Linked DNA regions of Homo sapiens: region 2 is linked to region 1. Evidence: chromatin contacts called from ENCODE Hi-C or POLR2A ChIA-PET data. All regions are on one chromosome and are shown on one strand. Each heading gives the region's core, a stretch centred on a gene start or an enhancer-like site at or near the end of the contact. The rest is flanking DNA. Distances are from core to core; before and after follow the strand shown. Region 1 holds the start of TMEM184B (transmembrane protein 184B). Region 2 holds the start of L3MBTL2 (L3MBTL histone methyl-lysine binding protein 2).

Region 1 (6,020 bases), core at 1,009-3,508:
CTGTACCCTGCCTTGCCGGGGCTGTTTCCACTCCAGGGAATTTACAGAGAGAAAATGAGCACAGCAGGGACTGGAAATAGCTCTGAGCCCTTCTCAGGGTGAGGGACTGGGCAGGCCAGCCAGAGACCAGGAGCAAAACCTCTAAGACAGAGAGGGAGCAAACAGCCTCCGGACAGAAGCCCCTGCTCACAGAACTCGGCCAATAGGAAAGAACTAGGACAAGTGGCTCATTCACCCTTCTGCCTCGAAGCTCTTCTTTCTACTTGGTTGGAGAAATTCAGAAGGGGCTCTTTGAATAACCCACCACCACCGTGGGTGCAACAAATAAGACATCCAGAATCCCAACGACTGCACAAATGCTTTGGGGGAATTCACAGCGCCTTCTCCACCCACATTAGCTATTGGAGCCTCGTATCCAGATTGGGGTCACTAAATCAGTGTCCATCTTCCCAGCACTGGGAGCCCCTAGAAGGCAGGCACCAGGTCCCATTGATCATCAGACCGCTATGCCCCAGCATAGTGCCTGGCACATAGTAGATGCTCAGTAAGTTGCAAGACAAGATCTGGCAGCAAGAGAGAGGTCCTGGTTAAAGGATGATTCCATCCAGGCTTGCCACGTATCGTGGAGAAGAACGTCATGAATTCCCTCTGGGCCTCAGTTTACCGCATCTGCAAATAGGGACAACTGTTCCTTACTCACACAGCTGCTGTGCAAATTACACAGGAAAATATATGTGGAAAGCAGAAAAGCCTCAGATGAACGTCAGTCATCCTTCAGGCTTCAGCTCAACCGTCTCCTTATGAGGGAGTCTTTCCTGCGGCCACGATCCCCCTCCCCGGGAACTGAACCTGCCTCTGTACTCCTTCTACTCCTTTGTTTGGTATTTTTCACATCATCGTGATCACCTGTTTCCAAATCTGATTCCCCCATGCTTGAGAGCTCCTTGATGGCTTGGGCATCAAATGTTTCTGTCCAGGTGGGCACACATACCTGGCTGCTGGGGCTCTCCCACCCCAGCGTCCCAGGTCCCAACTCTGATACGCACAGCACCCTAGGCAAGGTTCAGAGGTGCAGAGCCTAGGGGTTCTACCAAGGAAGCTAAATAGGTAGATGGAAAGGGACACTGTAGGCATAACCTGTCAACGAAGTCACACCTCTGAGACCTGCGCTGCCTCTGCAGGTGCAGGTGAGCTTGTTTGCCTGGCTGACTCTGCAGCGCAGGGCCTCCAGGGCACAGATTGCTGCTTCTTTCCTTACAAAAGCACCAGCAGTCAGATAAATAATACATGGCCTTCACCTCACCACAGGTATCAGGCATGCAAATACCTGCTTTGCCCCAAAATGCCCTGGAAAGGAGGGAGGAGTAAAACGTCTGGCCTTATACAACACCTCCAGAGGGGATATGTATTGGGAATCCATGCCCAACCCCCAGCATAACTGCCTTGCCTTGGCCTGGAGCCACCCAGCACTGGAGGTAAGTGGATCCAAGCGAGGTACCAAGGGTGTGCCCAGGAGGAAATGTACAATTCACGGGAAGGATACAGACACCCAAAACCAGTCTCCACGGTCCCTTTGGGGGCAAACATCTTTCGAGCCCCAGGTCCCAGTCGATCCCCTTCCAAACCTGCGGACCTGTGTGGCGGGCGTGTACACCCTCCACTCACGACGCAGCCCCGAAAGCCCCCCGCCGACCACCCTCCCAGGTCACTGCCACCCGCACAGGGCACGGACGCCTCCCCCACTCACTCGGCCGTGCCAGTCGCCAGCACACCCACCCGGGAGCACACAATCCCTCTTGCAAAGCGCCTTGGTCCATCCGCCTCCCTCTCCCGGGGCCGCCCCCCGGACAGGTCCGATTACACTCCAGGAGCTGCCCCCGCCACGTTGGCGTGGAAAGGGAGCGGGCACACCCACGGGCGACCTCGCGGGGCGGAGAGGAGGCACGGGTGGGGAGACGGATGCCCCCTCCCTCCGCGGCCGCACCGGCCTCCGTAGTGCCCTCCCCGCCCGGGAGCCGGCGGCCGAAGCCGGGCGTCCCTCGCGCGGGCCTCTCCGAAACAAGCAGCCCCCCGCGCTCGGGAGTCGCAGCTCCCCCTTGGGGCTCCCGGGCGAGGCCGGCCAGGCGGGATACCTCAGGAGCCCATGGCGGTGGCGGCGTCTGCGGACGATGCGCGGCAGCCGGACTCTGCGGGCGGGGCGGGCGGCGCCGCAGCCCCGGAGTCTCCGCCGCCGCCGGCGCGTCCCGGGCCCAGTGGAGTGCAGCCGCGGCGCGCATGCGCTCTGGGCTCGCCGCCGGGGAGGGCGGGGCGGCGGACGCGGCTGAGATCACTGCCTGGGCCTTAAAGGGGCCGCGCCCCGAACCCCAGCCCGCCGCCCCGAACCCCAGCCCGCCGCCCCGCGGGTTGGGGCGCGACCCGGGTTCTCTTGCCACTCACAAAACCAGCTACGACCGGCCCCCAACCGCGAGAGCTTTCTGGGCTGCGATCTCTGCCCCTGACCCTCGCTGGTGCTTCACTTCTTTTAACCCTAATTTCCTCCATTTGAGCCTGTTTTGAAGATGAAACGAAATACAATGGCTATTTGTTGAGTGAAGGATGCGTGTGGAATTGTGGAATGAACGTGGACCGAGTGTTGTGTGCAATTAGGCCAGATGAAATGGCAAAGCACTGAAAGAGGCCTTTTTTTCCCACTCCGCTTAGCAGCGATTCTTTCTTGCCCCGTCTGGCTCTAGGCTGCCGAACTAGCAAAAGTCTTCAGATAGGGTTCAAGCCGCCTAGTCCATTTCTGTTTGCCGGTCCAGACATCACCTAGGTTAACTGAACAAGATAAAATGCAATTAAGTTCTGGCATTGATGTGCTCAAGATCCCCAAATGTATTTATGTCTCCAGACTCCTCGCCTGAACTGTCTACCCAACACCTCTTCCTTGGAGCTCCAGCAGGCATCTCAAAGTCAGCGTGTCTGAGCTGAGCCAACCCCACTTCCACACACAAAAACCTGCTCCCTCTCAGCTTTGCCTCCATCAGCTGTTGACAATTCCATCCTTCCAGTCCCCAGGCCAGAACTCGGAGTCAGCTGTGAATGAATGCCCCCCTTCTGCCCGCTACCCAATAAGGCAGGCAGGAGATCCTGTTGGCTCTACCTGCAAAATAGATCTAGACTCAGATGTCTGCCACTCCTCCTCCAGTGCTACCACCCTGGTCCAGTATTTGCACAGGATTATTGCAGAGTTCTGCTAACCCCTCTCCCTTGTTCCAGCCTTGCCCTCTGATCCATTCTATCAATTCAGGGGTGAGGGAGATCCTTTTTTTTTTTTCTCTTTTTTCTTTTTGAGACAAAGTCTCGCTCTTTGTCTCAAAGTTGCCCAGGCTGGAGTGCAGTGGCGCGATCTCGGCTCACTGCAAGCTCCGCCTCCCGGGTTCACGCCATTCTCCTGCCTCAGCCTCCCGAGTAGCTGGGACTACAGGCGCCCGCCACCATGCCCAGCTAATTTTTTGTATTTTTAGTAGAGACGGGGTTTCACCGCGTTAGCCAGGATGGTCTTGATCTCCTGACCTTGTGATCCGCCTGCCTCGGCCTCCCAAAGTGCTGGGATTACAGGCGTGAGCCACCACGCCCAGCCAAGATTCTTTTAAAATCTGCCGGGCACGGTGGCTCACGCCTGTAATCCCAGCACTTTGTGAGGTCGGGTGGCTCATTTAAGGCCAGGAGTTACAGACCAGCCTGGCCAATATGGTGAAACCTTGTCTCTGCTAAAAATACAAAAATTAGCTGGGTGTGGTGGTACATGCCTGTAGTCCCAGCTACTCTGGAGGCATGAGAATTGCTTGAACCCGGGAGGCGGAGGTTGGGTTGTGGTGAGCCAAGATCGTGCCAATGCACACCAACCTGGGTGACAAAATGAGAATCTGTCTCAAAAAATAAAATAAAATCGAAGTCAAAACATGGTACTTTTTTGCTCAAAACCCTCCATTGGCTCACTGTTTCGCTCTAAGTAAAAGCCTTACAAGTCCTTACAAACACTTGATCTGACATTCTACTCTCCTGGGGATTCCTGATCTCATTCATCTCTTACCCTTTCCCTCCACACTGATCCCTTGCTGTTCCTAGAACAAGCTGAGCACACTCAGCCCCGAGCCCCCTGCACTAGCTGTTCCCTCTGCTGCGATCGCTGTTTCCCCAGATACCTGAATGGCTCCTCCATCACCTTCTTCAAGGGTTTGCTCGAATGTCCTCCACTTAGTGAGGCCTGCTGTGAGCACCCCTAGTAAAACTACCAGACCCCTCACATGCACTCTGTATTTCCCTTTACCGTGCCCTACTTTCCCTGTCACTTCATTTCTTTCTTTCTTTCTTTTTTTTTTTGAAGCGGAGTCTCGCTCTGTCACCCAGGCTGGAGTGCAATGGTGCTATCTCGGCTCACTGCAAGCTCCGCCTCCCGGGTTCATGCCATTCTCCTGCCTCAGCCTCAGAGTAGCTGGGACTACAGGCGCCCACCACCATGCCTGGCTAATTTTTTGTATTTTTAGTAGAGACGGGGTTTCACCGCGTTAGCCAGGATGGTCTCGATCTCCTGACTTCGTGATCCGCCTGCCTCAGCCTCCCAAAGTGCTGGGATTACAGGCGTGAGCCACCCTGTCACTTCATTTCTATCATATTATATAGTTTGCCTGTTTCCCTGTGTGTCTTCTTCTAGTAGAACACAAAATTTTTCGGTTTTGTTTTTTTGTTTTTGAGACAGTCTCTGTCACCCAGGCTGGAGTGCAGTGGCACAATCTCAGGTCACTGCAACATCCGCCACTCAGGCTCAAGTGATCCTCCCACCTCAGCCTCCTGGTTAGCTGGGATTATAGGCATGTGCCACCATACCAGGCTAATTTTTGTATTTTTTTTTTTTTTTTTTTTTTTTTGTAGAGATGGGGTTTCGCTATGTTGCCAGGGCTGGCCTCAAACTCCTGGGCTCAAAGCAATTGCCCGTCTAGACCACTCAAAGTGCTGAGATTACGGGTGTGAGCCACTGTGTGCCTGGCCAATAAATTCTGAAGAGAAAGATTTTCATCCTTTTTGGCTTTTTTGTTGTTGTTGTTGTTTGAGATGGAGTCTCACTCTGTCACCCAAGCTGGAATGCAGTGGTGCAATTTTGGCTCACTGCAGCCTCAACCTCCCAGGTTCAAGCGATACTCTTGCCTGTGCCTCCCAAGTATCCTTTTTGTTTTCTGATGTAATCCCAGTACTTAGTACAGGGTCTGGCATAGAGAACATGCCCCCGCAAAAGTAGGTATAACATGACCAGAGATCTGGTAATAGCAAAATCCTATAGAACGATTCCTCCCCAGCCCCAGGTAGGACATGCCTGGGTCTGTCCTAACAAGAGTAAGGCTTATCAATTGCATTGTAACTTGTTTATGACTTCCCAGCTCTCCCTCCCTACACACTAACCCCTTCAGGAGGAAGTCTTTGTCCCAATTACCCACCATATCTGCAATGTGTAGTACAAGACACTTACAGACCAGACACAACCTGACTTACACTTCCCCTCCAGGGCTTTCAGTTCAGGGTCTTGGTTTCTGCTTAGGGGCACTCTTGGGTCTCAACTTACAGAGGCCCCGGGCTGGCAGGGGACAGAGGCAGGTGGTGGGTATTTTTAGGCTTGGTTGCCCGGAAGGGGCTCAAAGACAGAAAGTCACCTGGTCTGAGTGATATGGCAGGTCAGCAGGTGGTATTGGGGGCCCTAGTTGGTGCTCCCTGTGGGAGGAAAAAAGCCCTCTCAAGACCTTTACTCAGGTTTTCCAAAATGAAGATAAACACCTACCTTGCTATCTTCCCTCTCACCCCTCCTCCATGCAACTACCCATCCTTTCTTTCTTGGGTTTTGCTCTCTCACCCAGGCTGGGGTGCAATGGTTTGATCATAGTTCATTGCAGCCTCAAACTCCTGGGCTCAAGCAATCCTCCACCTCTGCCTCCCAAGTAGCTAGGACTACATGGGCATACCATCACGCTCAGCTAATTTTCTATTTA
Region 2 (5,212 bases), core at 962-3,461, 2.9 Mb after region 1:
GCCATTGCACTCAAGCCTGGGCAACAAGAGTGAAACTCTGTCTCAAAAACAAACAAACAAAAAAACTCTAATGCCGTTCCCTTGCACAGAATAAAATCCAAGCACTCCACAAGACCCTGAATGACCTGGTCTCAGCTTTCTCTCAAACCTCATCTTGTATCACCCTCTCCATGTTTTGCTATATCCATCTACTCTCTCTGTCTTTCTGTTTATTGCATACCAAGCTTGAGTTGGCCCCAGGACCTTTGCACTTGCTGTTCCACCAATGTGGCCTTTGCACTTGCTGAACCAACCTGTCTTTTTCTTTTTTTTTCACCACTATCTTATTCCAGAACATTTATTTTTATTTTTATTTTTTGAGATGGAGTCTTGCTCTGTTGCCCAGGCTGGAGTGTAGTGGTGCAATCTCGGCTCACTGCAACCTCTGACTCCCTTGTTCAAGCGATTCTCCTGCCTTAGCCTCCCAAGTAGCTGGGATTACAGGCACCCGTCATCACACCCAGCTAATAGTTGTATTTTTAGTAGAGATAGGGTTTCATCATCTTGGCCAGGCTGGTCTCGATCTCCTGACCTTGTGATCTGTCCATCTTGGCCTCCCAAAGTGCTGGGATTACAGGCGTGATCCACTGCACCCGGCCAGGTCAATGAGTTTTAAAGATCACCTGTGTGTATTAAAGGTGAAGATTTAAAAAGGGTGACCACAGGAGGTGGAGGTTGCAGTGAGTGGAGATCCCACTGCATTCCAGCCTGGGCGACAGGGGAGACTCCATCTCAATCAATCAATCAATCAATAAAAGAAAGAAAGAAAGGGTGACCAGTTGAAGGGCTGCTGCAATGGGCCGGTGGCTTGTATTAGAGTGGTAGTGGTGGAGGAAATACAGGATATATTTTGGAGGTAGAAAAACCAACACGTTGACAGCATGGATACAGGGGTTTAGGGTGGAAGGGGTTGAAGGAAAGAAAGACCTCTAGGAAGAGTTTGACATCTCCACGGCGGACTTCAAATTTAGGCATATATTTTATATGTATTCAGCCTCCACATATTGCATTTAGAGTCTCAATTAATTCACTGGGACACGGCATGGCATAGGGAAGGAATCTGTACTAAATTTGGAATCCCAATCCTGTGTGATCTTGGAAAGTGCCTAAACCTGAAGTGGTGAAGAGCCACCACTTCCTCTTCTTTCAAACGGTGATAGGATGTCTAAGGGTTTGAAAAGATGTTTGCAAAGCTCCACAACAGCACCTAGAACTCAGGGTGTCTAAGGAGGTTGTGGGAAACCCTAACGGGATGAGGCAGAGAGCCTCAGATTCGAGGTTTTTACCCAGGAGAGAGTGGTGAAGGAGGAATGTTGTAAGATTTTGAGCAGGCTGGACATTTACAGTATTGAGAAAAAGAATATTCCAGTTTCAGCCGGGCGCGGTGGTTCACGCCTGTAATCCCAGCACTTTGGGAGGCCGAGGCGGGTGGATCCCGAGGTCAGGAGTTCAAGACCAGCCTGGTGAAACCCCGTCTCTACTAAAAAATACAAAAATTAGCCGGGCTTGGTGGTGGGCGCCTGTAGTCCCAGTTACTTGGGAGGCTGAGGCAGGAGAATCGCTTGAACCTGGCAGGCGTAGGTTGCAGTGAACCGAGATCGCGCCACGGCACTCCAGCCTGGGCGACAGGGCAAGACTTCGTCTCAAGAAAACACACACACACACACACACACACACACACACACACACACACACACACACAGAGTATTCCAGTTTCTTCCTTTTTTTTTTCTTTTTAATCTGGAGTAGTCCAGTTTCTGCCTGAGTTGGAAATGAGTCCCTCTGCTATGCATCCCAGCAAAAGGGCACCTTAAATATCTAACCCGGGAGAGTACGAGGTTATTCCTGGAGTCTGGAACAGTGACTATCATAGGTGCTCAATAACCGTTTAGGGAAGAATAACATCCAGTGAAGTCAAGAGGTTGGCGTAATTGGAACACTCGGCGTGAGGCGCACCAGGTTTCCAGCGCCCCTGGTTTCCACGTCGCTATGGTAACGACTCACCCTGCACACATGCGAACTACAATTCCCATAACCGCCCGCGGCTTCCCCGCCCACAGGGAGAGAATGGCGGGAGCAGGCACGGAACCGGCTTTTCCTCCTTCCTGCAGCGTGATTGGCCCGCGGCTCAGGGAGGCGACCAATGAGTGCTCTCGCGGAGAGCGACGGGGCAGGCCAATATGGCTTCCTGCACCTGGTGACGCTTGGCGAAACTGAGGTCTCATGGAGAAGCCCCGGAGTATTGAGGTGAGAAGGCGAGGACTTAGCGTGACTGGGAAAGGGAACTCCGAGAGCCTCGCTCCGTGGGCCCTTCTTTAGGGCTTTTAGCGACGCCTGGAGGGTGGAGGGTGGGAGGATGGATAAACTGAGGTAGTTAAACTGAGCCAGGGGCAGAGGCAATTGACGTTACTTTTTGCCCCTCTCCTGCTGGGGCCAACGTTCGGCGAGGAGTTCAGGGAGGAACAGCCGTCCCTGGCCTGGGGGAAAGGGAACTAGGTTTAGGATCTGAGAGCTCCTGAATCTTCCTTATCCTGCTTGTCTCGTGGCTGTGTTGTTTAGGGCTTGTGAGGCCTGTTACATGAGGTGGGAAGTGAAGGGAGATTAAAGTTGGGTGAACATCACTCCTTGTCTGTAACGTTCACGTGCATTATCTTCCAGTACACTCACAGCAATCATGTATTATTCTTTCGTCTTTGTCGTTCAAGCCACTGAGGCTTAGAGGTGGTGCGACACCCCAGGAAGTTACCCCGGCTGGAAAGTGAAGGAGATTGGCACTAAGTCTGTCCGCCTCTGAAACTTTGCCTGTTATGCTTTTCACACTGTACTGCAACCTGGAACCCACTCATCCTTTTTTTTTTTTCTTTCAGACGGAGTCTTGCTCTGTCACCTAGGCTGGAGTGCAGTGGCGCGATCTCGGCTCACTGCAACCTCCGTCTCCCGGGTTCAAGCAATTCTGTCTCCATCTCCCATGTTCCTGGGATTACAGGCATGTGTCACCACACCCGGCTAATTTTTGTATTTTTAGTAGAGACGAGGTTTTGCCATGTTGGTCGGATTGGTCTCGAACTCCTGACCTCAGGTGATCTGTCTGCTTCACCTCGGCCTCCCAAAGTGCTGGGATTACAGGCATGAGCCACTGCACCCCGCCTCATCCTTTAATCATTTGGTTTCTGGGCACCTTATATTTAAGAGACGGGGTGTTCCTATGTTGCCCTGGCTGGAATGCAGTGGTTACTCACAGGCGTGATGACAACGCACTGCAGCCTCTAACTCTTGGGCTCAAGCAATCCTTACACCTCAGCCTCCTAAGTAGCTGGGACTATAGGTGGTCTCTGTCACCCTGCCTGACAAGGGTACCTATATTTGAATTGTTTCCTTGCTGGGTGCGGTGGCTCACGCCTGTAATCCCAGCACTTTGGGAGGCCGAGGCGGGCAGATCACGAGGTCAGGAGATCGAGACCATCCTGGCTAACATGGTGAAACCCCATCTCTACTAAAAATACAAAAAAATTAGCCGGGCGTGGTGGCAGGCACCTGTAGTCCCAGCTACTCGGGAGGCTGAGGCGGGAGAATGGCGTGAACGTGGGAGGCGGAGCTTGCAGTGAGCCGAGATCGGGCCACTGCACCACTGCACTCCAGCCTGGACGACAGAGCGAGACTGTGTCTCAAAAAAAAAAAAAAATTGCTTCCTTTCTAGCATATTTGCATGTGTAGTTGCAAATATAAGGTGGAATAGCTCAAACTTTCTGCAAGGGTAAACGAGAATAATCATGTGGAGAATAAGAATAGCAAGTCACACTTTTAGAGCTGTTACTGACTGCTGGAAATAGAACTAGGTTTTACATATCTTATCTCAATCTTCGTAAGAATTCTCTAAAGAAAGCTTATTACCTCTCTTGTAATGATGACAGCAGCAAGATAAAATACGCACAAAATCACACAGTTAATAAATGTTAGAGCCAGGATTCAAACTCAGGCAAATCAGAGCCTATGCTTTCAACCAGTAAAAATTGGCAACCTTTATTGAGCACTTACTATATGCAAGTCACTATTCTGAGAGCTTTGCCTGTATCGTCTCTTACTTCTCCCCCAAATCCTTTTTTTTTTTTTTTTTTTTTTTTTGAAACAGGGTTGCTCTCTGTCACCCAGGCTGGAGTGCAGTGGTGCAGTCATAGCTAACTGCAGCCTTGACCTCCCTGGCTCAAGAGTTCCTCCCACCTCAGCCTCCCTAACCAAAACACCCAGCTAATTTTTTCCATTTTTTATAGAGACAGGGTTTCCCTATGTTGCCCAGTCTGGTCTTGAACTCCTAGGCTCAAGCAATCCTCCTGTCTCGGCCTCCCAAAGTGCTGGGATTACAGGCATGAGCCACCATGGCCAGCCCCCAAACCCTATGAAATAGGTGGTACTATCCTCATTGTACAGATGTGGAAACTGAAGCACTGCAAAATTGACTTGCTGCAGGTCATACAGCGAGTAAGCACTAGAGATATTTGAGCTCTGGACCAGAGGCCAAACTTTTCTCCTTTCTTCACACCTTTTTTTTCCTTTGAGACAGTGTCTTCCCTCTGTCATCCAGGCTGGAGTGCAATGGTGTGATCATGATTCAGTGCAGCCTTGACCTCCCAGGCTCAAGCTGTCTTCCCACCTCAGCCTTCTGAGTAGCTAGAGCCACAGGTGCATGCCACCACCACCCAGCTTTTTTTTTTTGAGAAGGAGTCTCACTCTGTTGCCCAGGCTGGAGGGCAGTGGTGCAATCTCGGCTCACTGCAACCTCCAACTCCTGGGTTCAAGTGATTCTCCTGCCTCAGCCTCCCGAGTAGCTGGGATTTCAGGCACCCACCATCATGCCCAGCTATTTTTTGTATTTTTACTAGAGATGGGATTTCACCATGTTGGCCAGGATGGTCTTGAACTCCTGGTCTTAAGTGATCCGCCCGCCTCGGTCACCCAAAGTGCTGGGATTATAGGTGTGAGCCACCGCACCCAGCTTTTTTTTCTTTTTCTTTGGAGACAGGATGTCATTCTCTTGCCCAGGCTGGATTGCAGTGGCATGGTTATGGCTCACTACAGCCTTGACCTCCCAGGCTCAAGCAGTCCTTCCACCTCAGCTCCAAGAAGCTGGGACTACAGGCGCATGCCACCACACCTGGCTAATTTTTTTTTCTTTTGT

The links. A loop is a pair of places that touch in the nucleus more often than their neighbours do. ChIA-PET counts read pairs that join two places held with the same protein, here RNA polymerase II (POLR2A). Pooled maps may share reads with other maps.
Region 2: a map of naive thymus-derived CD4-positive, alpha-beta T cell shows a loop between it and region 1 (18-fold over the local background). The contact joins the promoter of L3MBTL2 here to the promoter of TMEM184B in region 1. A Hi-C loop is called at or near these places in 1 of 168 maps with a recorded cell type or tissue (naive thymus-derived CD4-positive, alpha-beta T cell) and 5 of 50 pooled maps. POLR2A ChIA-PET finds 5 or more read pairs at or near these places in 1 of 52 experiments (AG04450).

What each region holds. Positions count from the first base shown.
Region 1 is chr22:38,270,752-38,276,771 of GRCh38, forward strand. It overlaps TMEM184B (transmembrane protein 184B), which reads right to left and starts at 2,259. Exons shown (of 9, transcript NM_012264.5): 1 at 2,133-2,259. RefSeq lists an enhancer at 1,010-1,719 and a silencer at 1,782-2,411.
Region 2 is chr22:41,203,101-41,208,312 of GRCh38, forward strand. L3MBTL2 (L3MBTL histone methyl-lysine binding protein 2) reads left to right here and starts at 2,212. Exons shown (of 17, transcript NM_031488.5): 1 at 2,212-2,286. The coding sequence starts at 2,263. RefSeq lists an enhancer at 3,056-3,556.